Regions from separate parts of the Mus musculus genome. Here all the other regions are linked to region 2. Evidence: chromatin loops called from intact Hi-C (ENCODE). Cell type or tissue: left cerebral cortex. All regions are shown on one strand.

The links. Peaks named below come from ENCODE experiments on the same cell type or tissue, not always from the same donor. Only the 100,000 strongest peaks of a DNase experiment are listed, where the experiment ranks them.
Region 1: a loop joins it to region 2, with 2.0 times the contacts of the local background. A loop is called at or near these places in 2 of 42 quality-filtered maps.
Region 3: it touches region 2 in a loop (2.2-fold over the local background); 8 of 42 quality-filtered maps call a loop at or near these places.

The regions. Positions count from the first base shown.
Region 1 is chr12:118,053,303-118,061,302 of GRCm38, reverse strand. Dnah11 (dynein, axonemal, heavy chain 11) reads left to right here. Exons shown (of 82, transcript NM_010060.3): 33 at 853-1,009; 34 at 1,418-1,563; 35 at 4,094-4,210. Among named protein-coding and RNA genes, the nearest start is that of Dnah11, 140 kb to the left of the region's middle. In left cerebral cortex, a CTCF peak has its summit at 4,249; a DNase peak (open chromatin) is centred at 4,240.
Region 2 is chr12:118,298,535-118,306,534 of GRCm38, reverse strand. Sp4 (trans-acting transcription factor 4) reads left to right here and starts at 5,095. Exons shown (of 6, transcript NM_009239.4): 1 at 5,095-5,308; 2 at 5,727-5,836; 3 at 6,343-7,897. The coding sequence starts at 5,302. In left cerebral cortex, CTCF peaks have their summits at 4,374 and 5,160; DNase peaks (open chromatin) are centred at 4,418, 5,043, 6,397 and 7,344; H3K4me3 peaks cover 3,454 bases; H3K27ac peaks cover 2,513 bases.
Region 3 is chr12:118,369,076-118,377,075 of GRCm38, reverse strand. No RefSeq gene overlaps it. Among named protein-coding and RNA genes, the nearest start is that of Sp4, 72 kb to the right of the region's middle. In left cerebral cortex, no CTCF peak of the experiment used is centred here; DNase peaks (open chromatin) are centred at 173, 2,707 and 3,524.

The DNA of each region.
Region 1 (8,000 bases), 250 kb after region 2:
TGTAGATAAGAGGCCTCAGGATGCAGAGGTCAGAAGGCTTCGGGCTGATGATATCTGATGATCTACAGAATAGATCTTAGATCTTAGTCCCTGGTCTACCAACTCTAGGCATGACTGTCACTATCTGTACTAACACAGAAATAGCATGGAGACCCCAGGTAAAGATCACCAGCTGCTTGAGGAATACTTGTTACTAGTTGCTCCTTTTGCAGATATTAAGTTCTATCCTTTGGATGAGACTTTTAGTCTCAGAACCTCTGGCCTCTACCTACCCAAATAAGTATCATGGTCTAAATGCATGTGCAACACATTCTAAATAAATTCCTAAAGTACGTTGACTGCAGTGTTTTAGTCAGTATAGTACCGTGCACTTGCAATCACCTTCTGTATTGAAGTAGGCATATATTCTTGCTCACATATACATGCACATTTCAACTCTTAGTGTATTTGTTACAGAACAATTTAATGCAGTCATATTTAACTTATCATCATCTAAGGCCCATTCCCCCTCACTAGTCTGTCTATACCCAGTTTGAGGTATTATCTACCTTATTAATAATATCTTCACCTAGAAGTATCAGATATTCAATCACATCACAAATAAAGATATTTTTATCTCAGCCCTTAGGAGATGAGACAGTGGGTAAATAAAATAGCACACTCTTTTCTACTTGTTTTAAATGGCCAACCTAGAAGGCTGATTCACATTTGCCATGAACAAATCCAAAGCTCACAGTTGGTTTTTGCTTCTAGGCTTTGGTTTTTAGCCACTTTTTAAAAGAAAATCATTTAGACTCAGTGTACCGTAAAAGAGCAGGCTTGACTGCAGTGTTTGTGTTTTGTTGTGTGAAGGTGTTACATCACTTTAACTCAATCACTTCATCTGACCATGAGCGGCGCTCCGGCTGGCCCAGCTGGAACAGGGAAAACGGAAACCACCAAAGACCTTGGCCGTGCCCTGGGCATGATGGTTTACGTATTCAACTGCTCAGAGCAAATGGACTACAGGGTAAGTTATTAAATGCATAAAATATGTTCCAGCCACATGAATCCCACTTGGAGAGAGCCATATACCTTGTCTGAAATGCTCAGAGCCATGAAGTATTTCTCACTTCTGAATTTTTCAGGTTTTTCTATATTTTCATCTTCGTGATAGTGTAGGCCTGCAGTCCAAGTCTGACCATGCAGTTCATTTGTATTACATGTACATCTACTGTGACTTAAGGTGACTTTACTCAGTAGGTTTAGTCATTTTGTGAAGCAAAACTTAACAACATGGGGATTCTTCCACGTGTGATGTCGTGTTGGTACCCAGTGCTCTGGATCCTGGAGCACTTTGGTTTTTAAGATCAGAGCTGTCCCACCTGTCAGTGTCCCAGACCCTCTGTTCCACTCTGACTCTACCACCTCCTTGTAGTCCATAGGAAACATCTATAAAGGACTGGTGCAGACGGGAGCATGGGGCTGCTTTGATGAGTTCAACCGCATCGCTGTGGAGGTTCTGTCTGTAGTGGCAGTGCAGGTGAAGATGATTCATGACGCCATCAGGAACGGGAGAAAGAGGTGGGCCTGTGGCTATCTGGCTGACTTGCTTGCTTCCTTGCTTGCTTGCTTCCTTCCTTGGTTCTTTTTATCCACCTACCCCCTCGCACCGAACAGTCAGAAGATAACCTTACCTTCTCAGAATTTTGTAACTCATCTCTGTCATGTTAAATGGATAAAATAATTGCAAATAGTAATGCTGAATAACCCAGCCACCTATCTCTACTAGTAGCTTTGTGTTGAGGTCCGTGAAGAGGCTTCAGTGTTCATCTTTCTTGGCCTTCTGGCAAGTCTCAAGGAGTTTGCTTCACCCAAGGCATAGGACACCCCCTCCCCCACACTGTCCCTTTCCAGGTTTCCTCTCATCTGGAAAGTACAGGGCCTCCCTTCCAGAGCCCCATGTTGATTGATGGAAAGGATTTGGACAGGCTGGATCTCTCAGGCTCGTGCTTGCAGGCCTTCCCCCTGCCTCCACCTTCTCCCTTTTTGACTTTATGCAGCTCCCAAGCTTCACCTCTGTACTATAATGCACAGGCATCTATATGTCCTCTCCCTTCATCATTCAGACTTCTGCTGAAATGGCTGCATATGGCAACTCAAGAATGCAGTTGAGGTCTCCTAAGCCTCTGTCATTTAATACACTAGAGTCAAAGTGCCAGATCTTCCATCTCTACCCGCTTTGTTGGGACCCCTCCCAATGAGTGACTGGGGGCAACACCATCCCAGATGTATCTGGAATGTAAACTCTTTGTCCTGTGGCACCTTATTCCGAAAGCAAAGCATTTGGAATTCGATGACTAAAATTTCAGAATAAGCATGATACACCATGTGAATGTAGTTCTCTTGGTGGCCTTCTTCCACGAATACAGCTGGGCTTAGCCAGCCTGTTCATCTCTCCCATGTTTAGGGTATTTTGCTCAGCTACTTCTGTTGTGCACGAGAACACTTCTAGTCTGCTCTCCCCCACCTCAATGATAAAGGATTCCCACCCCAATCCCTTTCTCAGAGCTGTGCACTTGTTCTAGAAGTTTCCAGTTTGTCAGAGAAATATGTTTCCACCTTTGGGTCCTAACACCAGCTTCCAACATCCAGATGCCTGCTGCCTTACCCACCTCACTTCTGGTTCTGTCTCAGTGGAATTTTAGTTAGATCCCCGGCCATATTTGACTTTTACTCGGAATCCCATTATCTGGGATCCCGATAAAGTCATCTGAGGCCGTCCTTTGTCATGCAGATTTATGTATTTAGTCAGAAGTGATTTGAAAATTCCCAGGCATACTTGGTGGTGCCTCTGCCTGCATTTTAAGGCCTCTCCCTTCTTCCTTCTTCCTGTTCATAAACAGGCTGCAAGTCTCCATCATGGTCTCATGAGTTGATTAAATTCTCCTTACCCTTCAGGTTCTAAGCCATAGATCTAAGCTGAGTCCATCTGTTAGAGGCTCCTCCCTCTGCTTGGAGGCCCTGCCCATCATTGCTATGAATGCTGGGAGAGAGATGCTTAGACCCTGACCACACTCCTGACCTCTGTGAGCCAAGCTTGCCTGCCTTCCCTTAATTGACATTTTGGAAAATCCTGATTTCTCCATTTTAACCTGAACCATTAAAATAATCACCTGCTGTTAGCTACCTAGTATCTAAATCCCCCAGAAAGCCCCAGTATCTGTGTCTCTGCTCTCCTTCCTCTGAGACACCACTTTAGCCTTCCCCCTTCCTTCAAGAGATCTTTCTGAGGTCACCTTACATTTTGTCTGCTTGGCCCTGTCTGAAAGCTTACTTTGCTTGTTACCATTTTATTGCCTTGGTCATCAAAGGTCTAACTGGGCACTCATAATTTCTTTCTGAAAATCGTTGTTTCTTCCTAGCCTTAGCGTGGTGAAGATAGCAGTATTCATAGCTAATATCCGTTGGATATTTACTATGCCCTGGGTATTGTGTTGCAAACCATTATTTCATATTCTTTCAGATCCTCACCAGTAGGTAGGATTATTCTCCCTTTTTATTAAATGAGGAAATTGAAACAAAGAGGATAATTGTCATGCCTAATGTGTGGCATTGATGGCTCTGTACTCTGAGCCTAGCAGAGCCCACTGGCCTGCTGTCCTGACCACCAGACATTCCTACCATGCAGAGATGCTTAGTAGAGATTTACTGAATAACGGGCGGGCAGGTGAAACTGGACAGGGAGTCGTTCCTCCTGCTCCTTTGAGCATGGATACTCTCTGTGCAGTGCTCCATTCAAGGAACTGAAGGCAAAACTGTCATCACCTTTGATTAAATCTTAAGCAGTCAGCTAGCTCTCCGTTCTTCCATTTTAGGCTGTGGGGAGGGGGAAAAAGCTTCCCATATTGTGATTCTAGACGGGAAGGGGGGTTGTTTTTAATAAATATGCTTCAAAACATTCGAAATGTGTGTGCTTATGAATCTTAAAGAAAATTACCCAGGACAAACAGCTTTCTAATACACATTTGCATTTTGCAGGGGCTTGCATTTGTCAGTGTGCATTCATGTTCAGTGAACACATTTAATTCCATCAACGTTCTCTTTATGGTAGATTTGTATTTCTTGGAGAGACTATCCCGCTGAAACCCTCGGTTGGAATATTTATTACTCTGAACCCAGGATATGCCGGTCGAACCGAATTACCAGAAAACCTCAAAGCTCTGTTCAGGCAAGTGCTTCTCTCGCAGCTCACATACTGTGGTACACTTATGCCACCTAACGTTGGCTCGCTCTGACCATGCCATTTATTTTTCCAGAGAATTTAATTTCCTATGGAAAACTTATCTCTCTGAGATCGCTTTATAGAGATAGTTTTCCTCATGATCTTTATAGAGATAATTGTCTCCATGATAGACTCACCCCTTGTGTAATGAAACCAGCACTCAAATCAGTATGTACAAGTTATGTGGTAATTCCAAGTGTTTAATATTAGCTTTTTCATTGCTGTTTTATTGTAAACAGAACTTTCACAAGTTATAAAGCATTTGGTAAATGCAGACATGTATAAAGAGAAGTTATTTGCCAACTAGACATCATGATTGTTATAGTTTTTCTACTTTATTCTATAATTTATATTTTAGAGAGGCATGGTTTTATTTAGTTTCATTTTTGTAATGTTCTTTGTACATATTTTACTATACTATTGAAAATCTTTGGAAGTATAATTTACCACATCTCCAAAATCATCCCTCTTATGACTCATCTACAATTTCTTTATTGCCTTGTGTGGTGTGGCAGGCTTATTTTTGTTTTCTGGTTGGTTTGTTTTGTTTTTGTTTTTGATATTAAACTAAAATTTATTCTTATTAAAAAGTATGTTTGTTTCAGAGTCTTCAGGTGTATGCATGTATGTGCTCGGTTGTATGCGTGCATATGGAGGCCAGAGGTGTCTTCCTCAAATGTTCTCTTCCTTACTTTTTGAGGCAAGATCTCTCATTGACACGGGAGATCACCCATGCAGCTGGCAAGCCTCTGGGATCCTCCAGTCTCCACCTCCCAAGCACTAGAATTGCAAGTGTGTGCTACTGGAGATAGCTTTTACATGGGTGGTGAAGACTGACTGAACTCAGGTCCTCAAGCTGGTGTGGCAAACCCTTTAGTAATGAGCTCTTCCCCCAACCACAGAATAAAATCTTAGATGTAAAATTGCCAGACGATGATTAAAATACATTGCTGACCTCCTTTCTTCAAACACTCAGCCAATATATATGCCACCAGCAGCCTGCATAAGAAGACCTGCAGGTGCATCTTCGATACCCATCATGACTGTTAGCTTTTCCATTATGTCATCCAGGTGTAATCTGGTGCACTGGCATGCTTCCATCAAGTGAGCAGCTGTTGGAACATCACAAATATTCAGATTGAGAAGACAGCTCCTAAACTCTAAGGAGGCCCCTTGTGCCAGTTGGAAACTAATCCTTCTGTCACACACAACTCTCTGTGATTAAGGCTTACATATATCTTTTCTGGAGTTCCTATCAATTTCAACTTTCTAAACTGTGAGCCATGACCCCTTAGGGGCTCAAGTGACTAAATGTGGGTCCAGGAAAAGTTGGCAACAGTTTCTGAATGTGCAAGGACAAGAATTTATTCAGAATATAATGTATAATGAATTGGAGATGCATTTCTGTGATTTTCGCTGCAATCTTGGTTCTGAACACATAACATGTTGTCACAACACAACAATAACCAATGCTACCTGAGACAGCTTAGCTTAGATTCAACTCTATTCTGACATATGAATTGTAGCACCTTAATGTACATACACCGTTTACTGTACTTGTAGAGACATGACTTAATTAAGGAAGGCTCCCCTACACATACACCATTATTCCTCAACATGTTTCAAAAAGTTTGGAACACATTTTATCTTGATTTTGGATCTTGGGGGTTACTAGCTAGCCAGCCTAGCCTAACTTTGCTAGTACCAGAACAGTGAAAGAAAAGTGGTGGAGGGGTATAAATAGTGCCTCGGGAGTGACATCAGATGTTTTTTGGCCTCCACACACATTGACATATATTCTACATGCGAGTGTGTACTCATGTGTAAAAATAAGTTGATATATTTTAATAGTATGTGAATTAGCTTTTATACTTAATAAGTTGTTCTATGAATACCAAAGAACTGTTTTAATGTTGGTTTCCTTATTACTTACCATCAGTGAATAGTTGTCATATACACCTGGTCTATATACATGTAGACCAGGATCATATACAATTCCTTAAGGCAGAAGGGGAGTGTGGGTGTGATAAGCCTACAATTTCCTTCCTGCTCTCTAGCATCATTATCTAAACATTTCGTTTCTAAGATTAGTCCAAGCTTCTGTGTTGACCAGGAGTTTGTTCTTTTAATCACTGAGTATTCTACTGTACAGACATATTGCACGCCCTTTACCCATTCACCAGTTGATGGACTTTGCCTTGATTCCAATCCATAGCCTTTGTGAATAAGCCTGCTATGAACATTGTGAAAATCTCTGCATGAACACATTTTTTGTCTCTTCTAGGGGTATATTTAAGATTGGTCATGTGGCAAATGCATGCTTTACTTAGAAAAAAATGTGCAACATTGCAAAGGTCATTGACTCCTTTTAAACTTTCACCATTAGTGAGTGAGAATTCCATTGCTTTATGTTGTTAAATATCTAACATTGTTAGCAATGCTGACATTATGATATTATTTGGTAGGTTTTAGCTGATTTAATTGAGCCATTGTAGTGTGTCATTATGAGTTTACTTTAATATTTCCATTAAGGCTCACAGTCTTGAGTAATTTTTCATGTGTTTATTGGCCATTCCCAGAGAGAGAAAGAGTTTTGTGTGTGTGTGTGCGTGTGTGTGTGTGTGTGTGTGTGTGTGTGCTTAATGCTGTATTGTGTAAACAGTTCCTTTATTAGATAACACACAATATGAAACTTTTCTCTTATTTTGTGGCTTTCTTTTTTGCAATTTTGATGATGCCCATCAAAGATAAAAGTTTTGAATATCATGAAATATTTACCAATTATCTCCGTGGGTTTTTTTGTTTTTTGTTTTTTTTTTTTAGTTTTTGGTGTTTGTTTTTTTTTTTGTTTTTTTTTTTTTTTTGTTTTTTGTTTTTTTGTTTTGTTTTGTTTTTTCGTTTTTTGAGACAGGGTTTCTCTGTGTAGCCCAGGCTGACCTGGAACTCACTTTGTAGACCAGGCTGGCCTTGAACTCAGAAATCCACCTGCCTCTGCCTCCCAAATGCTGGGATTAAAGGCGTGTGCCACCACCGCCCGGCTACTATCTTGATTTTTTAATATTCTAGTTAAGGAAGCTTACTTAGCCAAAGCTTGGAGTTTTCAACTGTGTTTTCCTCCACAGATTTTGTTGTTTACAGCTTTTTACATGTTTTCTGTTATTCTGTCGATTTACTGAACATTATAGCAATTGTCTTTCTAATGATAAACAGTCCTTCAGTCTTACGTTCTTGGCATAAAACGAGGCCTTGTTCTTACATATTTGCTGAATACAATATGTTGTGATTTTATTCGATATTTTTAAAAATCTTTACTACAGAGCATACTGGTCTGTAGTGTTTTCTGTGTAACCTGTTTGATTTTTGCATCAGAGAAATGCTGCCATCATGTGTCTTGCTTCTAATACTTTGCGTGGGACTGGTATTATTTGTTGCTAAAGTATTTGGTAGAATTAATCCGTGAAAGTGTCTGGACCAATATTTTTCTTCATGGGAATCTTTTCAGTAATGGATTTCTTTAATAGATAGGAAGTTATTGAGATTTTATTTCTCTTTAGATTTGTTTTGGTGATCTACATCTTTTATGGAAGGTATCCCGTTTTCTGGATTAGCAAGTGTTTTAGCATGTATTGTTCCGGGCATTATCTGTAAGGACACCCTGAACTTCACACATGCTATAATTTGTGTTGCTCAACCTCCTCTTGGTCCCTGAGGATAATCTACAAGCTTAACAGTTGAT
Region 2 (8,000 bases):
CAGACAAGAGATTACCATGCACACTGCAAAGCCAGGTTTATGATGAATTTTTTGATTATCAACCTTATATAGTCTTAAGAAAATGATTTTGTTTATATTTCAACTTTTACAATGACTAAACATCTTTTATTTGCTGGCTACATTATAGTCCTCTGAATGCATAAACCAATATTATGCCCCAGTACTTTCCAAGAACTATTCATTTTATCCTAATTTGAATTAACAACAAATAAACTGGCTGACATAAAAAACTTGATGTGCTAAAAAGCGTGAAATGTAATGGGTTTTGTTTGCTTTTTCTTTTCTTTTTTTTTTTTCCAAGTTTTTTGTTTGTTTGTTTGTTTTTGAGGCATGTTACTGCTATATATAGTCTAGAACGTATGTCCTGGAACTCATTGGTGAACCTCATGCCTCTGCCTAAAAATCATGAATTATAGTTGTACATTAGTTTTCCGTGAAGGAACTGAGCATACGGGATGAAAGACCAAGCTATTAATTCTAGCTGTTCATACACAGGCTGTCTGGGTCCTTATCTGTATTTGTTACTTGGTCATTTACATTCGATAATGCCACTTACAAACACTATTTATAAATTTTAAAAGGCCCACACATTCAGTCAACTTTTATCCATTTTCTTGCAAATGCTCTATATTCAAGTCAATTACTTTGAACTCTTTCTTGCCGCAGACCCTCTGGGTCCCTTGTCTGAGTGGAACGGGTCTCTGGGTGCAGATGGGCAAGGAGTTGGCGAGTGACAGACAGACCAACACGCGAGATTGTGTAGAATCTGAATGTAATTTGTCAAATTGAGCATCAAACTTTTTATACAGAATAGGAAAGTTAGATGACACATCGGCAAGGTACAAATGAGGTTATTGGATGCTTAATGACTCTTACACAAAACAGAGGAATGTAAACACAAAGACTGGCAGGAACTGGGCAATAAAACAACTGAGACAAAGTCAGCCCTATCTAAGGTCAGCTATAGTCTTAGAAGCCAGGTGTGAGGTCTTTACATTCCTAGGTCAAGAGCTTTCACACCCAAGTCATGGTTCTAATTAGGGAGTTCCGTTCTAGCTAACCATCTCATGAATGCAAAACTCTAAAATCACAGCCCGATCTACTTCCTAAACCATTGTAAATTCCTGTATATGGGAGCAACTTGGCTTTTATTCTAAGTGATAGAGTAATACCAGAGGCAATTCTGAATGTCACTGAATAGGCAACATTGTTACTGAATTCCAAGCCCATGGTCAGTTCAAGGACTTTCAAGGATGTTGGAACACTGGCGAAGGCTTAGCTATGTCAGAATTCAATCTTAAAAGGCACTTATAATAAAATAATACTAAAAGAGAGCACGTGGATCCATGCACCAGACTAACGCAGGAATAGGGTATGAGTATACGGGTTAATGAGAACACCAAAGCTCCAGGAGGTGAGTTTCCGTGAACCTCTTTGCCTCGTGAGTGCTTCCAGGCCTCTCGGCCTGCCAAGAAGACTTCACTGGGGTGTGCGTGGCACTTTCTGCTTTCTAAAAATGGCTATTACTGGGTAAGAAATTTACATTTTAAATACAGTTTTGAACACTTTCCAGGCCTTTATTATGGTACCATGCATTGTCTCTTATGGACTAATGAGGCCACTTGTAAATACATCATTCGAGGTGGTGTCTGATTCCTGATCAACTACTCTCATTCAGTGTACTTTGTGGAAAGGTGGATCGTAAACATGGAACTGTTTTAGGCTGGATGATTCTCGAAGCCTTTTAGGTTAGAGAGAAACTGAAGGTGACTCAGAAAAGAAACCTTTCTCATTCATGTCATATCTGGGCCCAAGTTCCTCCTCCTAAGCTATTTAATCAAGCCACCTGTAGAGCTGCTTCAATCTCCTTGCCTGACTATTCTCAACACTATGCAGATTCAAAGTCCTGCCTGGCCTTTGGCCTCCACTCCAGGAGGCTGATATTTCAGGAGTTAAACATAGTATTCAAGCTGGGGAGGTCACTCAGTGACAGACTGCTTGCCTAGCATTCATGAAGCCCTGGGTTTGATTAGCAGCACCACATAACCCAGGTGTGGTGCTGCATGAATGCAATCCCAGCTCAACTGTGCCTAGAAGAAGAGCAAGTAGAGATATGCAGTCAAGAACAGGTAGGTCAGTGGATAGAAAATTACTGACAAAACTACCACTGTGGGTGATATCAAGAACAGGTGATAAGGAATTTGGTTAGATTCCAAGGGTGGGAGGCTGTCACTAAACTGACCCATCAGGTTTACTTGCTAAAACTGGACTAAGCAAGCAGAGCTAAAAGGCTAAGTTAGAAATAAGATTTAGAGGATGGCTCAAGTTTGGTCAAAGGAGAGTCTTTGTTAGGGATTGTCATTTCTATAGCAGAACTGGTTTTCATCAGATTTTAAGGAAAGTGCCCTACTATATTGGTTGGCTGGCCCGGCCTGGAACTCATTATATAGACGAGGCTATCCTCAAACTCACAAGATCCACTTGCTTCTGCCTCCCAAGTGCTGGAATTGAAGGAATGAGCCACCATGCTCAGCTAATATAAAATTCTTAAAATAACTGCTATAAAATCAAGCAAAACGATTTAAAGAAATATTAAGCCAACCACAGTACAACAGTACATAGGTTAAATTAGGATGGTACTACGGGAGTGGCTGTCCTCTTGGCAATATCTCATCTAGCTAAGCCTTCTGTTACATGGATAATAATATGATAAGAGTTCCTAAGAAGCAGTTTATTTGTCACCAGGTCTCAAGACTCAGCCAGTGTTTTAATCAGCTCTGGCTGCTATAACACAACCCAGAGCTTATCAACAACAGTTTATTTTAACCGTTTTAGAAGGAGCCTGATATAAAGACATGGACTGTCAGGTTCTGGAGAGGGTCTTGTGGTCATTGTACTTCACATGGGGGGGCAGCAAAATAAAGGATAGAAGTTCTAAGATTGCTAAGTTTTATTCATGAGTGACCTCATCTAACCACAATGCACCAAAGACTCTTGACTCCAAAAATCAAGGGACAGAGTCCCAGTATCAGAGTTTAGGTCTTGGGGATGCAAACATTCAGCTAGAAACTTGCAGCTCTTGGTCCTCAGAAAAGTTAGGGTTGTCCCTGTTTCCTGGATACCAGTACTTACCAACAGGGAGCAGAACCTTTAGGACATTTTGTAAATCTAAATACGCTGCGATTACTTCTCTAAGGCAAGTTGTCTAAAGAGAACCACAAGGAACTCTCCAATTCATGCCTGGTCTTCAGTCACTATGGCGAACTGGATCGGGGCGGTGCTTGAGGTGAGACTGTGTATCTATAATATAGCAAGCACTTCTGAGCTTTCTAAGATCTAGTGAATTGGGATGTGTATGGGAGGAGATTACTATAGTATCTTCAGCTCATAAAATGGAGTAGGCAACATTGTAATTTACTCCAGCTTCTTTACTTTACTGCTACAGCTTTGTCATCACCCTAAATACTTGAGCAAGGAAACACTAGTAAAGTACAGAACCAGACTCCTCACTCACTCTTACAATATGTCAGACCTCAGGCACCAGACAAAAACACCCAAAGCTGAATGTGGGGTCCACGTCAATAAATGTGGAACGCTTTAAGCCTAGTGTGTAATGGTGTCCTGTCCCAAGGTTCTTTTTAGGGACTTATTTCCAGCTTTGGTACACTTCATCAGTCGCTCATATGGTCGGTCCCTGGTATCTTGATTTCATGTCTTTGGAGAGAAGCTAGGGGCCGGTTCAGGAGCATTTGACAAAGTGCTTTGCGCAGCTAGCTGTGAATTCCACTTGCCTAGAAGCTTACGCTAAAACCATGACCAGAGCTGACCCACATGCAGCCAGGCTTTCCTTTGCCCGGACAACCTTGTGAGACCTCTAGGAGCGAGAAGCGCGCCAAGAACGCAGACTCTAAGGCGCACTCGTGGCCACCCTAGAAGACAAGTCACTAATCTGCACCAGCAGCCAGCCAGAGATACGACAAATAAAATGGAAGCTCCTGCTCGGTGGGAACACAGGCCTCGCGCTGAGACCGGAGGCCCCGGCAAGCTAGGTGAGCAAAGAAAGCAGGGCGAAGGGGATGTACCCCAAGTCAGCTTCATTCAAACCCCGAGGACACCAGACCCCGCCTCCCAACACCTCGGTCCGCTCAATCGCCGCGCGCTCCGGGTGTGAGCTCGCCCCGCGGGGAGCGGCTTTCAGCTGAGGGGGCGGTGGCAGAGGCGGTTCGGGCAGCCCCACTCGGCCGATAGGCCCAGGCAAACAACACCCATTTCTCCCTCCCCCCCGCGCGGGGTTCAACTCCCACTCGGCCCCGGCCACGCCCTGCTGCCACCGCCCCCTCGGGCAGCTCTAGGCTCCGCAGCCAGGCCGCGTTCGGGGGCGGGAGGAAGGCGGTGCCTCAATCGGAATAGCCGTCAAAAACTACGAGGCCCGAAAGCCTTTGCGGGAGAGGCCCGCCCGCCTCCTCCCACGACTCACTGTGCGTCAGCGGCCTCATCCAATGAGAGCCGAGCCAGGGAAAAAGGGCGCCCGGGTCCGGATGCGCCTTAGGAAAAGCCATGCTCACGCCGAGGGGGCAGCTGGCAGTCCACTCAGACCACGGGATCGCAGGGAGCTCACGCTTCCCCGCGCTCGCCCCGCTCCTCTCCCTTAAGCCTAGCTCCATGTCTTCCTTCCGCGGCCCCTCGCAGGATGCTGCGGCGCGCTTTTGAGTGGAGGGCGCCGGGAACTGAGTAGGGGGCGGGATATCCTGAGACAACAAGTTTGGCTGTATGGAGGGCCTGCCGGCAGCAAACCGCAGCTAGCTCACCGAGAGGGCACGCTCCGCGGGCCGGGAAGGCAGAAGCCGAACAGCAGCGAGCACCAGCCGGGCAAAGGGGAGGAGAAAGGGCGGCCCCAGCGCCCCGGCCCCGGCAGGTCGGCGGCCAATCCGCTGGGGGAAGGGGTGGAGAGTCGGCGGCGCCGGCGGAGGCAGGCCGAGGGGGGTGGGGAGTCGCCGCGCTCGCGCCGCCCTGGCTCCGCCCCCCGGCCCGCGCCGCCGCCCTCGCCGCGCGCCGCCGCTGTCAATCAAGGGCGAGTCAGCCGGGCTCGGGCGGAGAGAGGAGCTGCTACGCCACAGCCCAGCGGCGGCCATTCGCGGAAAAAGAGGCAGAGCCTGTGCCAGCTACAGCCTCCTCCGAGCCACCGCGGGCGGGCGGGACCGGCCTCTCCTCCCGCCTCGCCCCCACCCCCACCCACCTCTATCCCAGTGTCTCTGAGAGGGTTTGTCCTGTTAATGCGGGATGAGCGGTACGTATTCTCCACCCCCCTCGGTCTCCTTCACCGCCTCCCTTCGTCCCTCCCTCCCCAGACCCTGCTCGCTTCCCCCTCCCCCGGGGCCGCCGAGATGCTGGAAGGGGAGGAGGAGAGGGCGGGAGGGAACCAGGGGGAGGGAAGGAGGGCTGTGTTTTGTCTTAATGTCTGAGCTAGAACAACCTCCTTCTGGGTGTTGCTCTGGAGCCTATGGGTCGGGTTTCAAACCACGTTTCGTGAGAGCCCCCTCCTCCCTACCCTCCTTCTCCCCCACCCCCTGCCGGTGTGCACGGATCGCGGGTTTACGGAGATTAATGTTCAAGAGGAGGGAGGGGGAAGAAGGGAGGAGAACGAATAATAATAATCCTAATAACCTGTTGTCGTGTGTGTTGGTGGTGGTGGGGGGTTGTTGCAGATCAGAAGAAGGAGGAGGAGGAGGAGGCGGCAGCGGCGATGGCTACAGAAGGAGGGAAAACCTCTGAGCCAGAGAATAACAATAAAAAACCCAAAACCTCAGGCTCCCAGGTAAAAGCAAACGTTAAAAGAAAATTCAACACAAAGCTTTAGGGAAGAGAGGGAGTTATGCTCTTTAAGTACCCAGAAGTAAAGAACAGAATAAAAATGTTTATCCATTCAAAGCATCTTTCTGAGTGAGGAACTTAAATCGTAAATTCTTGAAGATTTCCCATCGTTGAGGCTATAACGATGTTTATATTACACCAGGAATTCAGACTGTTAGAAGAAGGTGTCTATTTTCCCAAGGGCATTTTGAGTTTAGAAGAATAACACTTTAAGAAAGTTTACCAGAAAATTCCTTTTTATTTAAACTTTATGTAATAGGACTTGCCTTTTTATTCATATAGCTTCTATCACCTGCTTTTGTTCATATTTCCTTTTTAATTCTGCTGCCTATTGAGTGTGTTCTGATACTTAGAGCTCTCAAAATAAATAACCCCCTCCCGACTGCTGTCTTCCACTAAATCCGCCCACTTTTTTCCCCTCCCTCTCCTTTCCCCTCCCATTTTGGGTAGGACTCTCAGCCCTCTCCTCTGGCTTTACTGGCAGCTACTTGCAGCAAAATAGGGACTCCTGGTGAAAATCAAGCAACTGGACAACAGCAGATTATTATAGATCCAAGCCAAGGATTGGTGCAACTTCAGAATCAGCCACAGCAGCTAGAACTGGTGACGACGCAGCTTGCTGGAAACGCTTGGCAACTTGTTGCCTCCACTCCTCCTGCTTCAAAAGAAAATAACGTTTCTCAGCCAGCTTCTAGTTCATCTAGTTCTTCCAGCAGTAATAACGGGAGTTCCTCTCCTACAAAAACTAAATCAGGTAATCCTTCCACCCCTAATCAATTTCAAGTCATACAAGTACAAAACCCAAGCGGTAGTGTACAGTACCAAGTGATCCCCCAACTTCAGACGGTGGAAGGCCAGCAAATTCAAATCAACCCAACTAGTAGTTCATCTCTACAGGATTTGCAGGGTCAAATTCAGCTCATTTCTGCAGGTAATAATCAAGCTATCCTCACGGCTGCTAACAGGACAGCTTCTGGGAATATCCTTGCTCAAAACCTGGCAAATCAGACAGTTCCAGTACAAATTAGACCTGGCGTTTCAATACCATTGCAATTGCAGACCCTTCCTGGTACTCAGGCTCAAGTTGTAACAACCCTACCAATTAACATTGGAGGAGTGACTTTAGCTTTGCCAGTAATAAATAACGTGACTGCTGGAGGAGGGACTGGACAAGTCGGCCAGCCTACTACTACTACTGACAGTGGGACTTCCAATGGGAATCAGTTAGTTTCTACGCCCACCACCAGCACTGCTCCCGCCAGTACTATGCCTGAATCGCCCTCCTCCTCTACTACCTGCACAACCACCGCATCAACAACTCTGACGAGCAGTGACACATTAGTGAGCTCAGCAGATACAGGCCAGTATGCAAGCACATCAGCCAGTAGTTCTGAACGCACCATTGAAGAACCACAGACACCTGCTGCTACTGAGTCTGAAGCCCAGAGCTCCAGCCAGCTTCAGTCCAACGGAATTCAGAATGCACAAGACCAGTCAAATTCCCTTCAACAAGTACAGATTGTAGGCCAGCCTATCCTGCAGCAAATCCAGATCCAGCAGCCTCAGCAGCAGATTATTCAAGCTATCCCACCACAGTCATTTCAGCTCCAGTCAGGGCAGACAATTCAGACCATCCAGCAGCAGCCTTTGCAGAATGTTCAACTTCAAGCAGTAAACCCGACTCAGGTACTTATCAGGGCTCCAACTTTAACACCTTCAGGGCAAATCAGCTGGCAAACTGTCCAGGTCCAGAATATTCAAAGTCTTTCAAATTTGCAAGTTCAGAATGCTGGGTTATCCCAGCAGTTAACCATCACCCCAGTGTCTTCAAGTGGTGGCACAACTCTTGCTCAGATTGCTCCTGTGGCTGTTGCTGGTGCCCCAATAACTTTGAATACTGCCCAGCTTGCATCAGTGCCTAACCTTCAGACAGTGAGCGTTGCCAACCTGGGTGCTGCGGGTGTTCAAGTTCAGGGAGTTCCAGTAACAATCACTAGTGTTGCAGGTAAGCTACATCTTTTTAACCCATTATTAGGAGGGATTAGTAACAGAGTTATTGCTCAGGGCTATCTTTTAGGTTTGATACACCTCTGATGTATATATACTGG
Region 3 (8,000 bases), 71 kb before region 2:
TCCATTTGAAAAGAGAGAAAACTCTCTCAGAGAGCTCAGACTCCTTCCACAAGCACAGGAAGACAGCTGTTGTTATCTTTAGGCCAGACTTGACTCACTAGAGAGCCCCGCTGTTCTGCAGGGTAGAGCGTCCTGAAGGGTACTGCTCTTCAAGGCAGAGCTTGCAAACTAAAGATGAATTTGCTGATGACATTGGCAACCCAAAAGGCTCTAAAGCACTGCAGAGCTCTTCCTGTGGAGGAGGAGGGTGGGGAAGCCATCAGAGCTTCTTCCAGGAACCACCCTGTCAGATGCTCAGTGCAGTGCAGTCTGAATCATGCTTGGTGGTTCCAGCACCTACTGAGCAACCTCAAACAAACAACTTGGCCTTTCTCACCTCAGCCTCCTATTAGGCAAAGTGACTGTATTAGGTAATACTGATTTTGCACCTTTGTCAAGGATGTTACTAACCACAGAGCTTTCCACTCCCAGCTTGAGCTTTGGGGAATTTCTAAAAACATCAAATGGACTCTGATGCTTCTTTCGCTTTGATGGCCCCCTGCCTCCGTAAGCAGGTTTTCATTGCTCACGTGCAATAGAAAACAATCTGATTTGCCATATCAATATTTAAAGTTAATGAACTTATAATATTCAGTCTGTAATATGGCTGGTTCGCATAAGGATTAAAGTCCATATCGAATCTGAATTTCTCACTAAGGACTGTAGTCAGCTGAAGATGTTTCCCATCAAGGTGAGTATACTACTGTCTAAGCTGTGGTCTTGGTTTTCTTTTCTCACCACTGAAACAAAAGCAACTTAAAGAAGAAAGGCTCTAGCAGAACCTCAAAGGTAGCAGAGAATACATCCAGCAACAGATGGAAGCAGATACAGAGTACCACAGTCAAACATTACGCTGAGACCTGGGAGTCCTATGGAGGGGTGGGGAAGAAGGATTGGAGGAACCAGAGGGGTCAGACACATCACAAGAACATGGCCCAATCAACTAAGTGGGACTCATGGGGACTCACAGAGATCAGGGAGCCTATAGGGGGTCTGACCTAGATCCTCTACATATATGTTTGGGTGAGTAACTTGATGTCCTCTTGAGAATCTTAACAGTGGGAACAGGGACTGTCCCTGACTCTTTTGTCTCCTCCTGGGACCCTTTTCTTCCTACTGGGTTGCCTGTCCAGTCTTGATATGATGCTTTGAGTCTGGTGTTATGTAGCTTGCTATGCCATGTTTGCTTGAAGTCCCTGGGAGGGCGGTTCTTGTCTGAAGGCAAAGGAGGGTGGGATCTGGGGGAGATGTGAGGTGGTGGGGAGACACTGGGGGAGGGGAGGAAGGGAACATTGGCATCAGAGCACTGGTATATTTGGAGTATGGAAGAACTAAGTACTGACTCCTAAATTCAGTGGCTTGAACAATGTCAATACGTTAGCTCCTTGCTCCAAGTCAGAGTGAGTGTGGTGTGGTGTGACCTGGTTCATCGTGTCTCAACATGGCTGGAGTCTCTGCTCAGAGAGCAAATTGAGATGGATGTCCATAGGCTTGGAGCTTAGCACAGGGTCTGAGGGCAAATCCTCTTCAGGTTCATCTAGGTTCTTGTCAGAACCCAGACCTTGCAGCTGAGCATCAAGTCCCGATTTTCTGGAAGTTTATTATGTAGAGCCACCTTGGATGCCTTCGGGATACACAGACTCTATTTAACGATGTTGCGGGAAATCTCCAACCCAAATATGCCCAGCAATGAAAACGCAACTCAATTAATATGAATACATGCTGTGCACCTAGATTGGGCACATCTACCACTACACTATCATCTTCACCATCTGTGAGACCCCATATAACTTGTAGTTTCTCCAGGCCATGTGCTTCTGCTCAGCTGTTCTTCCACCTCCTCCTCTGTCCTCCTTGTCCTCTCTCCCTTTCTCTCCCCAACCTTCAACTCCACCTTCTCCTCTTTTCTCTGCCCAGTCACCAGCTCTAGCTTTTATTTTACAAATTAAGGTGGGAAGCAGGTTTACAGGAAATCACCTGAGTGCTGACTCATTCCTTGTTCACAACCCCTCACCGGAGAACGGAATTAACATCAAATATAATTAGCCCCAGGGCTAGTATCCTCAACAGAACTCTCCTGTTCAGATATCTCTAACAGCCTCTTCTGGTCTCAGCCAGAAAGACTCTAGTATTTAGGATATGTGTTCTTCTGTTGCTCCAATCAAGGCTACCCTCCCTATGTCACAGTATCTATTCCAGACCTAGAGTGTGGGATGTAATGTTTTAAAAGACTTTTTTAAAAAATTTTTTGACAACTGTCATAAAGGGATTTCGGCCAGTGAGGGTATGGAACATAACCCTGCAATCCCAGATCTCCATAAGGAGTGTAAACAACACATGGTATGACTATGAGGGAATAATATTCACTCGTTAAAAAGAAGAGAATCCTAATGCATACCACAATGTGAATGAAGTTAGATAATATGTAAATGAAATAAACCTAATTCCACTTTTACTAGTTACCAGTCATAGGCAAATTCATAGTAAGAGAAAGTAGAATAGAGGTTACCAGGTACAGTGAGGAAAGGGAAATAAAGATAGTTATCATTTCATTTCTGAGACATTTCTGTTTGGAATGATGAAAAGATTCTGGGAACTGATTCTGGAGGCTGCTGCAGAGGAGTGTGAACACATCTGCTGCAGAGGAGTGTGAACACATCTGCTGCAGAGGAGTGTGAACACATCTATCAGTGGCATTAAATTACACACCCGAAATGGTTTGAATAGTAAACTTCATTTTGTGTGTGCGTGTGTATGATACTTCTTATCACAATAACGAAAAATTAAATGTTGAAATAAAGGAGAGCTTAAGAAATCCCTAGGAGGGATTACAGCCTGAAAGAAGCAGTTTGCGAAGGAGATCATATGAGGGAGGGTGGGGGAAAGATATGGACTGGGTGGAGGAGGGTCTGTCATATTTTGGTTCTTTCTGGTTCTGAAGCCAGGAGTGACCTGCCTTTTGTTATGCCATGGCTCTTGTTCACACAGGCTGCCTGGAGAGCAAAGCTCATCTGTTTTCATTGGCATCTCAGGACCTCAAGGGTTGGTGGTACAAGTGTGAGTTAAGTAGTTGATAGTGAATAAATGTCACAATGTTGAAATTCTGGGAAACAAAAGAAAGAAGGCAACATAGTGACTGAGCACTGCTTAACAGTGGCCTTCTTTGTAAAGCAGAAAGGTGCACACTAACTCTACAAGTTGATGGCTGAGATCCTCAGGTTTATAACAATAATGCAGATGTCTGACCCTATGACTGTGGGCATTTTCCTTGATAAGGAAATATACTTTCCACCTTAAGGTCTTGTGTTGTCTCCTCTCCCTGGAATGTCAGCCTTCTGTCTCAACACAGTCACACCCTCCACCTCCTCTACTCATTCAATGTAAAAGCTGCCCTTAGAGATGAGCGTGTTCCACTTACTCAGATATACTTGGAAAACCCCTGTGAAGGTTTAGCCACTCCTTCCCCAGGCCTGGTTCGCCTCCAATCATCCCATCTGCCTTCTTCTTCGAACGCACATGTGCCTTTCCTGCTAAACTGCAGATTTAAATTCAGTACGGGGGTGGGGGGGGGATATCACATCTGCTTGGATGGGACAAACGGATGAGATAGAACCAAGTGGGTGTGAAGCACTCACTCACTAACATGTCTCTGCCTAAAACATAAACCACAAAGAACAGAGAGTAGCCTCTTCCAAACAGAACTGTTTCCTTTTGATGTTCAGTGTGCCTGTGTCATATCTAAAGAGACACTTGGAGGAGCCACATCTTGTAGTCTCTGCAGTATTAAGTTTCCTGGTTCTTTTTGTTGCTACTGTTCTTAGACAAGGCCTTACAATGTAGCTGGTGCTAGCCTGGTACTGGCTATGTAGACCAGGCTGACCTCCAACCCAGAGAGAGCTTCCTGCACCTGAAATGTTGAGGTTAAAGGTGTGTGCCACCGTACCCATCCATTTTCTCAGCTCTTTGTTCTCATATCCAAGATACTCCCAGGTTTGCTGATGATTTAACTGCAGCAAAACAATAGAGGTGCCCATGTAAGGAAAAGGTGTGTATACAAATAGTTACTAATTCTAACTCAAATCCAAAATTCTGACCCTGGATTCTATCTTCAGTTTAAAGGGAAATGAAAAGAGTGAGCTCTCTATTTGAGACGAGGTCACGTGGTCTGAACCCATTACCTAGAGCATGGTTCTCTTGCCTGTAATCCTAGCACTTAGGAAACTGCAACAGGAAGATTGGTATGAAGTCAAAGCCACCCTCAACTACTTAGTAGGCCTGAGGTACCATGTGAGACTGTACTGTCCACATTGACCATTTAACATGACGAACTTTATGGGGTTGTACAGTGACATTTCTCCATTTGTAAAGAACTCAGTCATGCCTAGTGTAGTAATGCACACCTGCAAACCCAGCACTGATACCAGCCCGAGGCAGTGGAATCAGCAACTGAGAGCATGTGAGATTGTCTCAGTTAAAGATTAAAAACTGAGGCTGGAGATAGCTAAAAACTGAGGCTAGGTATAGCTAAGTTGATAGAGTGCTAACCTAGCACTTATGATTCGGTTGGGAAACAAACCCAGCACCTAGACTGATTCCCAGCACCGCATAAACCAGGCGTGCACACCATGCCTGAGATACCTGCGCTTTCCCGGTGGAGTCAGGAAGATCGCTACATAGTAACATTGCAGCCAGCCTTGGGCCCTGGATACCCCTGTCTATGAATTGAAAATATCAGCTGAACTTTCAGTTCTACCAAGCTCTGCATCCCCTGTGTGGAGGATTGGTGTGGGAAGAAGCAATGGTCTCTCTTTACAGGCAGCGTACTAGGGATCTGGTGCAACTATGCTCTTCAGCACTAAACCTCATCAGATGAGCCATAGTTTTCTGCTCGATGTTCTAGCCGCAGCACCTCAGCCACAGCTAGTTAGCACTTAGTCATTAACCACCACTGTGAGAGACTGCAGCTTACAGCTACTCTTCCACAGGCTAAACTGTTCAGGTTACTAGATGTCAAACCCATTTTGTGCTCTTCTGTGAGATTGCTCTAAGCAAACTGAAGTTACTGGGGCCCGGGAGGCACAATAAATTGACTCCTAGAGAAATACCTTCAAGTGTCAGGCACCAGGGAATGTGTGATCTGAAATAACAGATAAAGAGGCGTACAAAATGCTATAAATCAAGGCAGTTTTTGCCTGGATAGAGTCTGCTTAAGGGTCTGCTCTTCTGCCTGCAGCTCTGTTCCTTTGCCTTCGCCTGGAAGCGGCACCTTGTGAGGGTACATAGTTCCAAGAGAAAGCAATCTTCTATGCTCCCTCCTGAGTGTCAAGAGCTGGTCCCTAGGGAAAGGAGAGCTTTATGGTTCTTCCAATGCCTTTTAAAAAATACTTCCCAAGTGAATTATTGCAATCTGCATGAGGCACTCAAAATAACTACTCTTTCTAAACTCTAACCACCACTCAATCACTAAAGAAGAGGACAATGAAATACGGCCACTGTCGACTGGCAGTTCTTTTCTTGAGGCCAGAAAAGGAGGAAATTCATATAAGCGTTAGGTTCTGCCACAGACACTATATTGGATGAAGTAAAGTTCTGGAGTTGGGCTGTGGATGTAATTCAGTTGGCAGAGTTAGCCTAACATGTTTGAAGCCGAGGCTTCCATGCTAGTCCTACATAACTGGGCATGGTGGCACACACCTGTCTGTAATTCTGACACTCTGGAAGTTAAGGTGGAAGGATCATAACTTCAAGGCCATCCTGGGCTATACTGCAAGTTTGAAGCTAACCTGAGCAACATAAAACTGTATTAAATGAGGGATGTATGTTTGGCCTGCATCTTTTCTACCAGCAGACTGACATTTTAGTGGCATTACATGGTTGAGATTTATTATAGCTGAAGGTAGTACATCCACAATAAATGGTCTTGAAAACCTCAGTTATGCTCACTGAAGAAAGAATATGAATGATGACAATTTTCCCCGTTGTCTCCTAGGAAGACGTAAAATAGCACACTCAGACCCATGAACAAGCTTTGTATTAGTGGATGCTATATGGTTTGAGTATGGTCACGTGCTCCCAATTTCATCCTTAGGCTGGATTGCCACTGTGGCAACACCTGAGGCCTTTAAGGGGAGATTGGCTGGGAGGGAGTAATACCTTTCTCAGGGGACCAGGCTAAATCTCCGAGTAGTCAGTGAGTTGTCCTCTCACCCGTATGTAACCTGGAGAGAGAACTATACACTCTTCTGGAGAAGTTCCCAAGCAGTTTAATTTAAAACCCACACATTATACTTTTTATGTTCCCAGGCTTTGTCCAAAGCCATTCCTGGAATAAACCCTGACCATTAGTTATCACACTGTTTTTCTGGATGGACACCTTCCTGTACAAGGCCCTGAACAGATGGAAACTTCAGCAGTCTGTCTCTCAATATTCTCTCCTCCTCTTCTTAAGTTATGTGCGGCTGGAGTCTCTGCTGCTAAGGAGCTGAGAGAAACTATTTAAGGGGAGTGAAGGTTTACTTGGGTTCCAGGTTTCAGTCCTTAATCTGATGCTTCAGGCCTGAAACAAGAAAGGGAGGGTGTGATGGAACAAAGATGCTCCCTTCCAGTACCCAGGAAGCAGGGGGAAAGACAGGAAGGGGCCGGAAAAGGTAAATCTTTCCTATTCTCACAAGGTGTAGATAGTTACTATCTACATTATTGGCCCCTTTCGCTTTGGTCTGGTTAGTTTTGGAGACAAAGCTTCAGTATGTGGTCCAGACTGGCCTGGAAGTCAGAGTCCTCGTGCCTTACCTTTACCAAGTGCTAGGATTACAGGCATGAACCAGCGTGCATGTCAGTCATTGAGCGTCCTTTAAAAATCAACATCTCCTGAGCTTATTTTCTTCCTGTAAGAAGTTTACATCAGATGTCCACTTCATTAGAATGGATCACATAGTCGGCCTCTCTCGGTGGCTGCCTCATGTCCACATTATGCCTTGAGTGCATTCATTTCTTATGTACAAACAAACCTACCATATATCATCACCCTAGTTAACTACAACTCATCCATTTACTGATTTAACTAATAGTAATTAAGGGTAATGGGGCCTAACACTATGCTAGGTTGACAGGTGAGACCCAAAAAGGGGAGGGAGGGCACCAAATCTGCTAAGTACAACAGAAGTGCTAAACTCAGGAAGTAACAGAAGACATCTAACACAACCTCAGGATAGGCTCAGGACTTTGGCTAACAGAGCATCTCGGGAGGTAAAGACCAAAGGTGGTGACTGATCAGTTTTCCTTGGAAGTGGAAAGAAGAGGGAATAACAGTTAACAAGGTGCCTTGATTGGGTCAGGAACTATTGTACTATTCTCTCCCCCCTTCCTTTCTCTCCCTCTTCCCATCCCTCTTCCTTTCCCTCTCTCCCCTTTCTCTCCCCCTCCCTCTCCTTCTCCCCTTCCCTCTCCTTCTACCCCTCCCTCCTGCCCTTTCCCCCACTCCATATGTATGTGTCTGTTCCTATGTCTGTACACACATGTGAATATTCATGTAGAGGCTGGAGGCTGATATCAGGTGTCTTCCAATTGCTTCCCACCTTATTTTTTGGGACAGAATCTCTCATAGACTCTGTGACTTATGAATTCAACTAGACTGGCTGGCTAGCAAGCCCTAGGGATCCTCCTATCCTGCCCTCCAGTGCTGGGATTACAAGTATATCACTATACCTTGTATTTTTATAGAGTTCAAATCAAATCCTCATGTTTGTGCAAACACGTCACCAACTGAGCCACAACCTCCCTGACCTCAGGATTGGTTCATTACACACCAACTGTATACTTTTGGAAACAACCCTTCTCTATAGGTGCTGTAAACAGGGAACCTGGCCACGTGGGAGTTAAGTAACGTGATGAGGTCACACTGCCAGCAGATGCAGCAAGACACGCAGGATTCCCAGGATTCTTTATGCTACCTTGTGGACCAA